Regions from separate parts of the Homo sapiens genome. Here regions 2 and 3 are each linked to region 1. A link is a contact called in ENCODE Hi-C data. All regions are on one chromosome and are shown on one strand. Each heading gives the region's core, a stretch centred on a gene start or an enhancer-like site at or near the end of the contact. The rest is flanking DNA. Distances are from core to core; before and after follow the strand shown.

Region 1 (4,587 bases), core at 1,662-4,161:
CGGGAAGAATGGAAGTATTTAAAGAGTAATCATTTCCTCACTCTATATTATATATCAGCTTCATATACTGTCGTTACTAAAATGTGCCCATTCTGTTAAGCTGGTTTCAGAGCTAGTTAAATCAATGACCTAGTAGGGCTGTTTCCTCTCATCTTCAGATTTATTAAAGTCTGTCCACAGCCACAAAGTTTGTGGGGAAGGCTCAAGTCATATGATGACATGACAAGTAACATGCTGTTGCTGAGGCAGCGGGGTGGGGCACAGGTCCAAGGAGTTACAAACTGGCTCGGAGTGTTCCGCTCAGACATTTTAGAGCTTTTTGGAATACATAGCCATTCTGATTAACAGGCAGTTTTAAGGCTCAAGGGGTGCCAAAACCTGGCATTATTTGATATTTTTATTACTTACTGGTCAAACGTTAACATCAATGGAAGTAAAAAGAAGTTCATTCTTAGTTTGGTCTAACAAACTGTTTTTACATTTCCTTATTCCCTTTCAGCCCTTGTTGAAATCCATAAATCCATGGACATGATAATACTTGCAGATTAGATATAATTGAATATTCTACATCTTTCTCACACACAGATGCAGAGAATGATGTTAAGAGCAGCAATATTCAAAACCCAGGCGCTGTGACAACAGCCCCTTCAGGCCTGTAGACTGACAGTCCCGTAGAAGATGTTGGCAGGGCAATGAGACACACCCTGCTCTGCCTGTGTTATTTATGCCTCTGGCAGTGAAGCCCCTGACAAAGAAGCATGTCACTGGAACACATGCTCTTTGTTCACAGAGGTGCATGCCAGCACCGGCTGCGTAAGAACGGACAGTGCCGTGTCTGTAGTCTCTCCTCCTTTGGCTCTTTTGCCTTCTATTTGCAGCACATTGTGGCTATGTTTATTAATTACTTTGTGGCTTAATACTATAAAACACACATCTATCCTGTGAGCTATGTACCCTAGGGAAAGAGTCCTTCATACCCTCCAGTTGGCCATAAAGAGAGGACAGAGTCTCAAGATTTGCCCTGATGCTAAGGATTAATACCACCTCCTCCGGGAGCCATCAGGTTACCACTCTCTAGCACAGAGCTACCACGTTTAAGACTCCTTCAGCACCATCCCCCCTTTTCCTGCACGAGGACACTTGCATGCTGTTTGGTATTAAAAGCCCTCTGCAACTGTTCCCAACCTACAGCACCAAAGTAGCCCCCCACCATGCTATGACTCCACTCTAGCCAGACTGATGATGTAGCACAAGATGGTGGGCTGTGGAGTCAGACCTATCTGGGTGTAAATCCTAGCTCTGCTTCTTGCTGGACGTGCAGCTTAAGATTCCTGAGCTCCTCATCTGTAAAATGATTAAATTATCACCTACTTCAGAAAGTTGTCTGAGAATTAGAGAAATAATATCAAGCCCCTTAAAGCAGATCCTCAATAATCGCTTGTTGGCTCATGAAACCGATTTTTTGTTTTGTTTTGTTTTGTTTGGTAAAAGCCCTCATTGCATAGCCCTGTGGTTCTCATAACCTTAGTTACAGACCTTTTGTAACCCTGAGAACATCTGTCTCCATTTTCCCTTGTCATAAAGACGTCTGCTGAGACTACAAACGGAGTCAGGGAACTACTACCAGAAAGTTTTTCTTTTCCCATATTCCTTCTAAAACTTTCATCTTCAAATGTTAACTCACTCAGTATTTTAAAAGCTGATATATAATTGGTTTACAACTAAATTTGGGTTGTTTGCCACTAAAACTTAGGTAAAATAGGAAAGGGGGCACTTTCTTAACTTCCATAAAACTTCATGTTAATACATAGAATTTCAAGTTTTTCTTTAACAAATTGTTCTTAGTTTTTGGTGCTTCTTGTCAGTACGATCTTCTTAGATTGTATTTGATTTGACACATTATGTATTTACTTATTGTACGCTGAATATAACGTCATTCCCCGGTGTTCTGCAAAGCACAACACTCATCCCGATCTGGTGCTCTAACCCCTGGGACCCTTTGGGCCAGACCATGACAAAGGCTGCCTGCCAGGTTTCAGCGAAACTTAGACCACCAAGAATTTACACACTTCACAGGGGTGCCCTAAGGAATAAATGAGATTAAAAAAAAAAGTCTGCGGGGAAACCCTGAGGCCCTATTAGAAATGCTAATCGTTTCCTTCTCTAGCTCCTATTAAAATGTTAGAAAACCGAGGGAGACTCTCCTGAACAGGGTGGGGATGCTCGGCTGCTCTGTGGCTTAGCAAGCGACCCCAGCTGCCCTGCCAGGGCCGGTCGGCCGCGATTCCGTCCCGACGGGGGGGATCCTCGGCGGCACTACGGACGCCAGTCTGCCAAGGAGGCAGCGGGGTTCGGCCTGTTGGCCCCAGACTGTGTGGCAGGCAAAAGGTGAACGTCAAAGCCTGTCCCCGGCTTCTTCACATCTCGCGCCTCCGCGGGCGTCGGGCCGCCCCCGTGAGCCTCCCCGGATGGACTGGGTTTTAGGGACCCCCGCAGCCGGACTGCAAAGCTTCCCACCAACCCTTCCCGCGAACCTCCCAGCCCGGGCCGCAAGCCCAGCTCCGGGCGCGACGACGTGGGGCCGGAGGTAGAAGGAGTCTCAGCGCGGCGGGGGCCGGGGGGCGGGGAAGCCCCCCCACCCACGAGAAAGGTCTTACATCAGCCGCCCCACGTGCAATCGGAGAGAGGGAGGAAGTCGCTCCTCTATTCGGGCTGCGCCTTTCCCCAGCCTCCGCCCCGCCCGCCGCGAGTCTCCCCGCCCCGCCTTGGTGCAGCCGCGGCCGCCGAGCCGAGCAGCGCCGCGCGGGGCCGAGTGGAGCCGAGCAGCTGCCGCGCCGCGTCGCCGGTTTAAGCGCAGTGCAGGCCGCGGCCGGGGGCGGCGGTAGTGAGCCCAGCGCTGCGCTCCAGCCCCCTTTTCCCTCCATGGTTTCTCTCCGCTCCCGTGAGTAACTTGGCTCCGGGGGCTCCGCTCGCCTGCCCGCACGCCGCCCGCCACCCAGGACCGCGCCGCCGGCCTCCGCCGCTAGCAAACCCTTCCGACGGCCCTCGCTGCGCAAGCCGGGACGCCTCTCCCCCCTCCGCCCCCGCCGCGGAAAGTTAAGTTTGAAGAGGGGGGAAGAGGGGAACATGGACATGAAGAGGAGGATCCACCTGGAGCTGAGGAACCGGACCCCGGCAGCTGTAAGCAGAGACCCCTCTGGGTGCCCTCTCCCCCGATGACTTGCATGTAATGGTGGCCACCTGCGGGGCCCGGGCTGAGGGTTCGCCGGCCCCGGCGCGGGGAAGAGCGCAGCTCGTGGGCTCGGACGGGGAAGGCGGGCGGGCGCGGAGGGGGGAGCGAGCGCGCGAGGATTAACTCTTTGCCGCCCGCGGGCCCCTGGGGCGGCCGGGGGGAGGCAGCGGTGTGGGGGAAAGCAAACTTTGAGCGCTTCGCCCGCCGGGGTCTTTCCCCTGAGGGAGCGCGTGTGCAAGTGGCCGGCGGCGAGAGAGGGAGGCGGGGGTTGTGTAACGCTGGGAGCCATGTTTGCAGCCTCCCGGGATGCGCGGCCGGGCGGAGGCCCGGCCTGCCGAGGAGCTGCGCGGCCATCCCCGCCTGGGCCAGGCCGGGCTCCGCGCGCCCCGGGCCGGCCGGGGAAGGGGCGCGGGTGGGGCGGGACGGGGGCTCTTGTGGCCGGAGCTCGCCGTGGGCGCCGGCCCGGCCGAGGTCAGCAGTCGTGGGGCGAGGAGGGGGCTTTTTTCTTTTGAAGGGAGCGAGAAGCCCCCTCGGGCGCCTGGAGGCCTGGGCGGGCGCGGCCCGGCGCGCGGAGCGGGGGAGGGGCGGGCCAGGGCGGCGGAGGTGGCGCAACCGCCGCCCCTCCCGAGGCCAAGTTTGAAAAAAGGACGTGGTTCCCGCCATTTTTCAAGCCCAAAAATAAAACTTTCTCCCCCGTTCTCTCGCTCCCTCTTCGCCCTCGGCCTTGCCCACTCCTGCCTCCCAGGGGCAGCCCGGGTCGACCAAGGCCAACCGTTGTGGCGACGGCCTCGCCCTTCCCCCTGTGCCGCGGCGGCGGCGCCCGGGGCCCCTGCCCTTGCCCCGGGAGGCTGGCCCCTCCGTGTGGGCGGGCGGCGGCTCTTCACGCCAGCCGGGGCGCGCCACAGGCCGCCGCAGCGCCATGTTGGCGGGTGCCCGTCTCCCTGCGCCTGGTGAGCCGGCCCACGAGCTTGGCCTTGCCCGCCCGCCCTCGGCGCTGGCTGGCGGCCGCCTCTTCCCGCGCCGAGCCCTCGGTCTGTTTCCCCCCGCCCCGCCGGGGCTTGGCTCCCACTGGCGGGAGCCGCGCGCCGCGGCCGCCGCCGACTCATCCCGTCGCGGGCGCGCTGCCGACCCCCTCCCCCTTCTTAAAAGGGCAACGGCAGGCGGCCGCCCCCGCCCCGCGCCGGGCGCGCGGGATTTTGGGCGGGCTTCGGCTCGGCTCGTGGGCCGGGCGGCCTCTGGCCTCCCACGTGCTTGAGAGCGGCCTGGTGCGGTCGGCCGCGCGCCTTGCGGGCTGTAGGGGCCTGAGGGCGGCCCTCTTGCGGCGCGGCTGCGTGGGCGTGGGTCCGACCTGTGGG
Region 2 (4,294 bases), core at 1,167-3,666, 4.5 Mb before region 1:
GGTTATCTGATTTAATCCTTATAACAACCTGGGAGGTTAAGTACTATTAATATGTTGATTTTACAGATGATAAAATCCAAGGTTCAATAAGGTAAATATTTTTGCAAGGGCACAGACTTATCATAAGATGGATATTGGGGGCCTGACTCCAGAACCTTAGACCTCTACAATATAATAAGGTGAAAATAAATTTATTTCCAGAATTCCAGATACTGGCACTGGCATTTTTTTTTTTTTTTTTTTTTGAGATGGAGCCTCGCTCTGTTGCCAGTCTGGAGTGCAGTGGCGTGATCACTGCAACCTCCACCTCCCAGGTTCAAGCAATTCTCCTGCCTCAGCCTCCCGAGTAGCTGGGACTACAGGTGCGCACCACCACGCTCGGCTAATTTTTGTGTTTTTAGTAGAGATGGGGTTTTACCATGTTGGCTAGGATGGTCTCCATCTCTTGACCTCGTGATCTGCCCGCCTCGGCCTCCCAACGTGCTGGGATTACAGGCGTGAGCCACCACGCCCGGCCGCACTAATGCATTTTTAAAAATTAAAAGCAAGAGTGTTTAAAGAAAAGGTAAATACACGGAATGCAATGCTACAAATGAAAATACGAGTGATTAAAAACTACTACTCCTCACCTTGTGAACCTGCCTTGGGTTATAAAAGCAAATTTGGATATTTCTGGATTTTGCTCGTTATTTAATGGCTAACTGTATTATTTCTTTTATTTATTTATTTATTTTTGAGACGGAATCTCGCTTTTTGCCCAGGCTAGAGAGTGCAGTGGTGCCATCTCCGCTGACTGCAACCTCCGCCTCCCGGGTTCAACCAATTCTCCTGCCTCAGCCTCCCAAGTAGCTGGGATTACAGGCGCACACACCACCAGGCCCGCCTAATTTTTGCATTTTTAGTAGAGACGGGGTTTCACCATGTTGGCCAGGCTGGTCTCGAACTCCTGATCTCAAATGATTCACCCGCCTCGGCCTCCCAAAATGCTGGGATTACAGGCGTGAGCCACCGCACCTGGCCTGTATTATTTTTAGATAACATGTCATCCTGGCTTTGTGACTAATTTTATGCATAGGTGAGTGGCATAACTTGTCAGCCTGCTTTTAAATGTAACTTCCTAAAATACCAGCAGCATTTAATTTATGTACGTATGATACTGGCTTGCATTTGAGGTGGGTATCAGAAAAGAAAGCAGAAAAATCCAACTTGCCTTTTTCACCGGGAGTATGGGGGCTTCTTTGGCCAAACCGTGCGCGTGCAGGCTCCATGTGCTGGGCAGCAGCTGTCCGGCCACAGCCTGTCGGTTGCATCCTGCTCCTCTACAGAGGTTTCTCCAAAAAAAGAACAAATGGAGAGATGAAGGTAAGTAAAAGCGGCACTTTAAAACTTTTAGAGTGCTGGGTTTCTAAATTTATATTCTGAAAGACATTAATCTCTTTTTGAAAATGTTTTATGCAAGCCTAATATACATACAGTATCAACCTCATTTTAGAAGCAGTTACGACAGAGCTTTGGAACAGAATTTACGTAAACGACCTCCTTCCAGAAGATGCTACTAAAGCAACAAGATTCAAATCCCTCTCCCTCAGAAGAGCTGGGAGATCCACTGCAAAGGCGCACGTTTCAGTCTAGCCATTGCGCAGTGGTAACGCAGGCTTTCCCACGCTGCAACAGACCTGTGCTCTCAAGACAGTCTCTTCCGTGACGAGCAGGCGCTTAGGGCTACCTGTACCTTCAGACATTATGGTGTGTTTGGCCATGTCATTTGTCATAGGTGTAAAAACCACAACCGAGAGCCCGAAGCTGCTGGGATGAGCACCTGCCGCGGAACTGCATTCTCGCGCTCCTTCCTGCTCTTTCCAAGAAGCCAGGCGCGGCCGGCCAGCATCCCGCTCTCCCGGACCCCGCAGTCAGTGTGGGCAGCAGGCCCAGAGTGGTGCGAGCCGACGGCGGCGTTAGAAAGGCGGCGTCCCGACGAACAGAGTGACTCGGCCTCGGCTCCCCTTCAAAGCGCCATCTTATCGCTGCTTCCCTCAGGAGCAGGCGAGCTCTTCCCCAGGACCTGCTTCGCGGCTTCCCTTCGCCCGAGAACCACCGGGCGGAGGCGGCGGCCTCTCTGGCCCTGCCGGGAACAGGGCGCAGGGGAGGGGAGCGGCGGCCGACCGGCCTGAGGCGGGCGAACGGCCTCTGGCCTCCAGGCGCTGCCTGCTCCGGCTCAGAAGCCTCCCGGATCCCGTCCCGGCCCAACTCCGGGCCTCCGCCTCCGCCGCCGCCTCCGGGAGCCCCGAGCCGCGTCCCGCCGGCGCCGCCTCTTCCGCCTGCTAGCCGGCGGGCCTGGGCGGCGTCCGCGCCGGGCGGGTCCGCTACGTCAGCGCCGCCCGCCCGCCCCGCCCCGGCCCTCAGCCTCGGCCTCGGCCTCGGCCTCGCAGCGGCGGCAGCGGCGGCGGCGGCAGGTCCCTCCCCAGACATGGCCCTGGGAGGCGGCAGCACATGGCGGCCGCGGCGGCCATGAGCGCGCCCCCGACCCGCCCCAGTCCCCCCTAGAGGCCGCCGCCCCCGCCCGCCAGCCCGCCCGCGCGCCACGGCCCCACCACCCCCGGCCCCGCCGCCCCCCGCCCGCACCCGCGCCCGCGCCCCCGCCGCCGCCATGGGCGTGCAGGGCTTCCAGGACTACATCGAGAAGCACTGCCCGAGCGCCGTGGTGCCGGTGGAGCTGCAGAAGCTGGCCCGGGGCAGCCTGGTGGGCGGCGGGCGGCAGCGGCCCCCGCAGACCCCGCTGCGCCTGCTGGTGGACGCCGACAACTGCCTGCACCGCCTCTACGGCGGCTTCTACACCGACTGGGTCAGCGGCGGCCAGTGGAACCACATGCTTGGCTACCTGGCGGCGCTGGCCAAGGCCTGCTTCGGCGGCAACATCGAGCTCTTCGTCTTCTTCAACGGCGCGCTCGAGAAGGCCCGGCTGCACGAGTGGGTCAAGCGGCAGGGCAACGAGCGCCAGACGGCACAGCAGATCGTCAGCCATGTCCAGAACAAGGGCACCCCGCCGCCAAAGGTCTGGTTCCTGCCGCCCGTCTGCATGGCCCACTGCATCCGCCTGGCGCTCATCCGCTTCCACGTCAAGGTGAGGCCGGGGATCCGGGCGGGCCGGGGACCGGGGCCGCGCCGCACCCCTATCCCCCTTCCCAGGGCGCAGAATGTCGCCCGGCCGTGGCGGCGCTGGGGGCAGCGAGTTCCCCCAGCCCTTGCCCGGGATAGCCTGGCCGGGCCGGGCTGCAAGATGGATGGCCGCGGGTGCAGGCCGCGCGCTGCCCAAGCCCGTCTCCAGCTGTCCCTGTTCGGGGTCCGCGGCCGCGTGGGGACACTTGAGGGCTGGGAGAGAGCCCCGGACCAGAATTCGGAGGCGACAGTGTCATCATCCCCAATATCCTTAGTTTTTCCCATCCTATTTGAGGCGGGCAGGCTATCACTCACCTTCAACTTTGACAAAATACTCCCTTTTCTAATTTAGCCTGTTCTTTCCCAGCAACAGGTTCATCTTGGAAGCAGGCAGGATACAGAGTAATAGAGGGGGTTTCGCCAGAGCCCTTGGGGGCTGCAAATATCAGTGCTGCTGCCGCCGCCCTTGCCAATGTTGTTAGCCCGGTGACAGCGAGACGTGTCTAAGGGCCAGTGCCCTGGCCTCTACTTCAGAACGCAGTGCCCTGTCCGTGTTCCTCTTAGTACAGGGTGTTTAGAGAATCTTTCTATGGCTTTTTGTGTTAGATTTCAAAGACCCGTGCACTTTGACAGGATGGGATTTTGTCAGTTCTGTGACTTCACGTCCGTGTGAAAGAGGTCTTTAAGGCAGTTCGGTTTTGTAGATCCCATGCGAAAGGAGTCGCTCAAAATCAGGGGGCGAACTACGCGGGCGTGAACTCGCAGGATTTATTTTTCGGGTGCACAGTAAGTATTCAGTGACCTTCAGCGGTGCCCTGACGGGTGGGTAATCAGAGCTCTATATCACCGGCCTCCTCTGGCCCTTTGGCAGAGGGCTTCGCAGCTGGCACTGGGCCAGAGGAGAACTTCAGGACCCAGCAGTGACTGTGAAGATAAGCACATCCATGATCCTGGACTTCACGTTCTGATTGCTTGCTTTTTTCATTGGTTTTCTTGAAAACAAATTTTGGGGGCCTTTTTGTTGTCTTAGCTCTTGACACTCGGTCTTCCATCTTGTCATTTGACATTTCCTTGAAACTGCTGGAGCTGAAAGTTTGTGAAATTCTGTCTTCGCGGTTGCCCCCACTGCCCGCGAGGA
Region 3 (4,930 bases), core at 213-2,712, 4.9 Mb before region 1:
CCCACCTAGCTCCACCCAGCTATTGGAGGGCTGCCCCAGACCTCCCTCCCAGCCCTGTCCATGCACCTACAGGCAGTGGCCTTCTGCCTGGTGGTGCATGGTGGGCAAAACCAGGGAAGGGACCACACAGGCCTGAGAGGTGGGCTAGGGGCCACTTGGCAAGACATTCTGGGGTCCCAGAGTGTGGTCTGGAGTGGGCACTGCTGATGGCCCTGCCCTTCCCGACATGGCAGAAAGAATACACATGCTTGATTTTGAATAAAGGAGATTGAAGTAAGCCATCGTGTGTGACCCACAAGTCCAAGTGGGAAGAACATATCAGGGGTGACGCCAACCCTGATGGCGAAAGGGGGAGGGCCCCTCACGTTTCACACTGAACCTCAGCTTTGGAGGGCTCGGAAAGCAGAGACGGGGAGGGGCTGCCCTGCTGGAACCCTGCTTCATGGTCCACCTGAACATCCACACTCTTCACGGTCACCTGCCAGGCACTCTAGAGCCAGCCTGGCCCACCTGGGCCACCTTCTGCGCTCCTGGAGGCATGCCTAAGCCAGCCGCACTGGGCTTCTGCTGCCACACATTGCCAAACCAGGGCCTTTGCACCTGCTGTTCCCTCTGCCAGGATTGCCTTTGCCAGCTCCACAGGAATAGGCATGGCTCAGGTGGTCTCCCACAAGCAGCCCAAGATCCAGGATGTCTGAGGCCTGACACCACACCCAACCCTTTGGTGGCTGCCTGGGCAGGGGGCTAAGCCTGGGTTGGGTGGGGTCAGAGGGAGAGAAAGAGCCCGGATCACAGCTCTGGGCCTGCTGCAAGTGGAGCTGGGTGGGAAGGGGAAGCCAGGAGAAGGGAGGCCTCCAGGTGTGGTGGGCCCTGCAGACAGACCCCAGGGCTTTCCATCCTGTTTCCCCCAGCCGGGGGCCCCTCAGTGAGAACCGAAGACAACAAGGGCACCCAGACCTCAGTGTGCCTCAGACGGCCTGGCCCAGTGAGAGACAGGGAAAGAAGGCTGGGTCCACACAGGACTCTGGGGGTGAGTGGGTTACGGGAGGGGCGGGCCGGGGAGGCGTTTTGCTGTTTGCCCTTTGGTACCGGCCGAATCCGGCACCCTGAGAAGGCAAAATCCTGCTCAAAAAATAAAAACACAGAAGCACATGGAAAAACCACACTAGGAGTGAAGGTGAGAACAGGAAGGGATGGGGGAAGGGTGTTGGGCAGAGGTAGCCACGCGTGCAACGCCCCGGAGTAGCAACACTTTCCGCTCAGCCGGCTGCCTTGGCCCGCTGGGTATTTGGTCTCCCCAAGGGCCCCCGCCCACAGCCCCCGGCCGGACCTCGGCCCCAGTCCAACGTGTGGGCGTGGTCTGTAAGTTGCATGGAACCGCCCCTGGGCGGGCGTGGAGGGCGGGGCCTCCCCGCCCCTCACCCAGGCCCAGGCCCAGGCCCCGCCCCCACAAGCCGGGCTCACTCCCCTGGCAGACCCCGCCAAGCGCCTCGGAGCGCGCAGGATGCGCTGGGCGGCCGCCACCCTCCGTGGCAAGGCGAGGCCCCGGGGGCGGGCCGGGGTCACCACGCCTGCCCCAGGGAACCGCACAGGTGAGGGCTGGGGCCGAGTGGCCGCGTGCGGGGCTCTGCGCCCATTTCACAGACGGGAAAGCCGAGGGGAGGGGGTCGCGGGGCCGCACAGCCGTGGGTGGGGGCCACAGCAACGATCTGCCCCGAGGACGAACCTCCTCGACCCTCCGCCGGCCCAGCAGGCGCCCTAGCGGAGCCGAAGCCTGGCAGCGAGCAGTTCGAAACCAGGCGGCTGCACGCAGCAGCCCGCGCGCCCGTTCCCGAGTGGCCGCAGCGCCTTGGTCCCGGGCGTCTGCGGACAGCGCGGCCGGCCAAGCCTCTCCACGCCGCAGGCTCCGGGCCCCTCCGCGCCCCTCCCGGGGAAGTCGAAACCGGCCTCACCTGGCGGGCGGGTGGCGCGGGGGCGGGAGGGGGGAGCCGGGAGCCCTCTCTGCGCCTGAGGGAGGTGTCATCTTCACGATTCCTTGGTGACCAGCGCAGCTCCACTTTACAGATGGAGAAACTGAGCCTGCGAGAGGGGAGTGGCTGTCCGAGGTCACCCTGTAGCCAGGCTTGGGATCGCCTCGGCTGTCTCGGAGGAGGCTCAGAGGCCTTTGGAAGGAAGAGAAGCTGCTTTTTATTTTACTTTTAAGTGTTTGAATTCAAGAATGTGCTTAAAGAGTTGTCTGCTCCCGTGCCCAAGGCTCCGGGGTTCGAATGCTGGCCTTGCTCCTTGAATGATTCTAAAGTCTAACCCTTTTAGAAACGGAACCAAACCGGAACTCTGGGTCTCAGATATCCCAAAAGCTTACTTCCGCGGCCACTGCCCACGAACGTTAGGCCTGAGGGTTCTGGGCGTCTCAGGCGTTGCGGGGCTAAGGCTCTGCGCAGGAGGAAGCTGAGGCCCGGAGTGGGGTGGGCTGGACCAGGTCACACTGTCAGCCTGCAGCCCCAGGGAACTGGCAGGAAGGTGGCAGGAGAATGGCTTCCTCTCACAGTTGGGGAAACTGCGGCTCAGGGAGCTAATTCACCGAGCAGAGGTCCGCAGCTCAGCAAAGTGGGCGCTGAGACTTGTTCCTGGCGCTGGTGGATTTGGTTTATTTAGTTTGACTCTGGCAGCCTAATGTCCAGAGTCCCTAATTTGGTGTTGGGGTGATGAGCACTTTTGCTCCTGTGTTTGAGCAAGGCCTGCCCAGGGCCTGGTACTACCTGAGGAGCCCCTTCTACTGGCACAACAGCCTGGGGGCGTGGGTGCCAGTGCCCTTTGGATAGCCTTGACTTGCCCAAGGTCAGCCCAAGGCCAGGGAGTATCTGGAGGCTCTGGCATATTTGCATACAAAAGGCTGTTTGCCTTGGAATTTGTGCTGGGAATGGAGCTTAGTCTGGCACCCTGTGCTCTTGTTCATCCTGCCTGGCCCTGGCTCTGCCTCTGACCACCATGACCACTTCCCAGGCACTGGCCCCCTTGTTGGAGTTTTGGGTTAGGATCCCCCCTGTGACCTGGGGTGAGTCGCTGTACCTCTGTGCCTCAGTTTCCCCATGTGCCCCAGTTTCCCCACTGTATACCTGCCCCCAAGCTTGTGGACAGGCCCAGTGGAGCCCAGGGAGGGTACTTGTTCTGGTGCAGGGATGATGCCATCATCTGGACTCCATCACTCCCCTGCCATGTGACCTCAGTTTCTTGCTCTGTGAAATGTGCTGTGAAGTTAGAGGCTGGGGGGTTGGGAGCCTTTGGAGAGGATTTGACACTAAAACACCACTGACCAGGAGTGGTGGCTCATGCCTCTAATCCCACACTTTGGGAGGCTGAGGTGGGCGGATTGCTTGAGTCCAGGAGCTCGAAACCAACCTGGGTAACATAGCAAGACCCCGTATCTACAAAAAATGCAAAAAAAAAATTAGCTGAGCATGGTGGCATGCGCCTGTAGTCCCAGCTATTCGGGAGGCTGAAAGGTGGAAGGATTGCTTTCGTCCAGAGTTCGAGGCTACAGTGAGCTGTGATCACCTCACTGCACTCCACCCTGGGCAACAGAGCGAGATTCTGTCTCAAAACAAAACAAAAACCAAAAACATAGCACGGGGATGTGTGTTTTTCCCACCATCTTTAAAATGGGGCCATTACCACTGGTTTTCCTAGAGTAGATATGAAGAGCACAGTAGTGTGGACAGACTGATCTTCCTGAGAGGCAGGAAGTGGTCTTCCCTCATCTCCCATGAGCGCCCTGGGAGAAGGGCAGGGCGCGGGGGAGACTAGCTCAGAGTAGGAGTTTATCATGTTTGTTGTATGACTGGCCCCTGGCCCTGCTCCCAGGTCAGCCCCAGCACTCCCTGATCTGGGAGATTGTCCAGGAAAGCAGGGTTCCAGTGGCTGTAGGTAACCCCCCTGGCATCCGTGGAAGGGCCTTGGAGGAAGGGCCTGGAGAGGGGGTAGCAGGAGGCATGCTCTGCTGGTGCCTTCTTGGCTTCACCCCTGAACTCCTGCCCCAGAACTGGACTGTGTCCATTTTACAGAGGAGAAACTGAGACCCCGTGAATGCATGTGTAAATCAAAGCAAGGCAGACACACCCTGTGATGCCTGGCTATGGCCTCCTGCCACCCATTGGCATCGAAAGAGCTGCTGGTAGAAGGCATAGGTTCCCGGACCCTCGGTTTTCCACCAGGGATGTGGGAGTACATGTTCCTCATTTGGAATTAGCCCAGCTCTTTTATGGAGGATTGTGTGCTTTCCACATCCTGAGGCCACCCTGCTGCTCAGCCTGGAGATGGAAGGCAGAAGTGGCTCTGAAGCCTGTGCTCACCCTCCATGTGGAGATGGGCTCAGAGAGGGCAAGTGACTTACCTGAAGACACACAGCCAGGGCTGTGGGACACCCACATGTAGTGTTGGGGCCAGGCCTGTCCCCACTGCCAGGGTCTTGGGGGTCCTGTTCTCAAAGCACCTCTGTGTGCAAAAGTCACCCCCTTTAAACTCTGAGAAATTCCTCCTGAAGGTTCCTGTTTCACATTTGGGGGAACTGAGACCCAGATTGAGGTCACACAGGGACTCACTGGCAGGTGGGGATCGAGTCTAGGTGAGACTGGGTTCAGCAGCCTGCCTCTGTCACTCTCTCCCACAGCCTCAGCCAGCATAAAAGGGAACATAGTTACTTAATCCCACAGCAGGCGAGGTCAGGTTATAGGGGCTGTGTGGCGAATCCCAGGAGGGAGGATGGAGGGGCCGACCTGAGGTCCAAGGTTCCAGATAAAAGATTAACAAGTACGGATTGTTCTCAGACGCCCGGCTGGCCTCACAGGCTGGGAGGATGAGAATCCACCCGGTCAGGCTTGGCCCCCTCCGTACATAAGGCCAGGGAGGGAGGAAGCGCAGCTGCAGCAGGTGG

What was found. A loop is a pair of places that touch in the nucleus more often than their neighbours do. Pooled maps may share reads with other maps.
Region 2: a loop to region 1 is called in a pooled map, with 8 times the contacts of the local background. The contact joins the promoter of FAM120A here to the promoter of ANP32B in region 1. A Hi-C loop is called at or near these places in 2 of 37 single-sample maps with no recorded cell type and 8 of 50 pooled maps.
Region 3: a loop to region 1 is called in a map with no recorded cell type, with 15 times the contacts of the local background. The contact joins the promoter of SUSD3 here to the promoter of ANP32B in region 1. A Hi-C loop is called at or near these places in 2 of 37 single-sample maps with no recorded cell type and 2 of 50 pooled maps.

The regions. Positions count from the first base shown.
Region 1 is chr9:97,980,430-97,985,016 of GRCh38, forward strand. ANP32B (acidic nuclear phosphoprotein 32 family member B) reads left to right here and starts at 2,912. Exons shown (of 7, transcript NM_006401.3): 1 at 2,912-3,180. The coding sequence starts at 3,127. The region is part of intron 2 of LOC124902226 (a long non-coding RNA gene); the gene reads right to left. RefSeq lists silencers at 2,482-3,141, 3,292-3,381, 3,572-3,651, 3,722-3,921, 3,932-3,981 and 2 more and an enhancer at 2,782-3,664.
Region 2 is chr9:93,449,269-93,453,562 of GRCh38, forward strand. It overlaps FAM120A (family with sequence similarity 120 member A), which reads left to right and starts at 2,417. Exons shown (of 18, transcript NM_014612.5): 1 at 2,417-3,121. The coding sequence starts at 2,648. It overlaps FAM120AOS (family with sequence similarity 120 member A opposite strand), which reads right to left. Exons shown (of 3, transcript NM_198841.4): 1 at 2,879-4,294; 2 at 1,211-1,331. The coding sequence starts at 3,441. RefSeq lists enhancers at 1,897-2,446, 4,026-4,155, 4,219-4,294 and silencers at 2,027-2,556, 2,697-2,826, 3,127-3,306.
Region 3 is chr9:93,057,239-93,062,168 of GRCh38, forward strand. It overlaps SUSD3 (sushi domain containing 3), which reads left to right and starts at 1,463. Exons shown (of 5, transcript NM_145006.4): 1 at 1,463-1,592. The coding sequence starts at 1,505. RefSeq lists silencers at 1,178-1,627, 1,638-2,047 and enhancers at 1,558-2,538, 2,539-3,519, 3,588-3,637.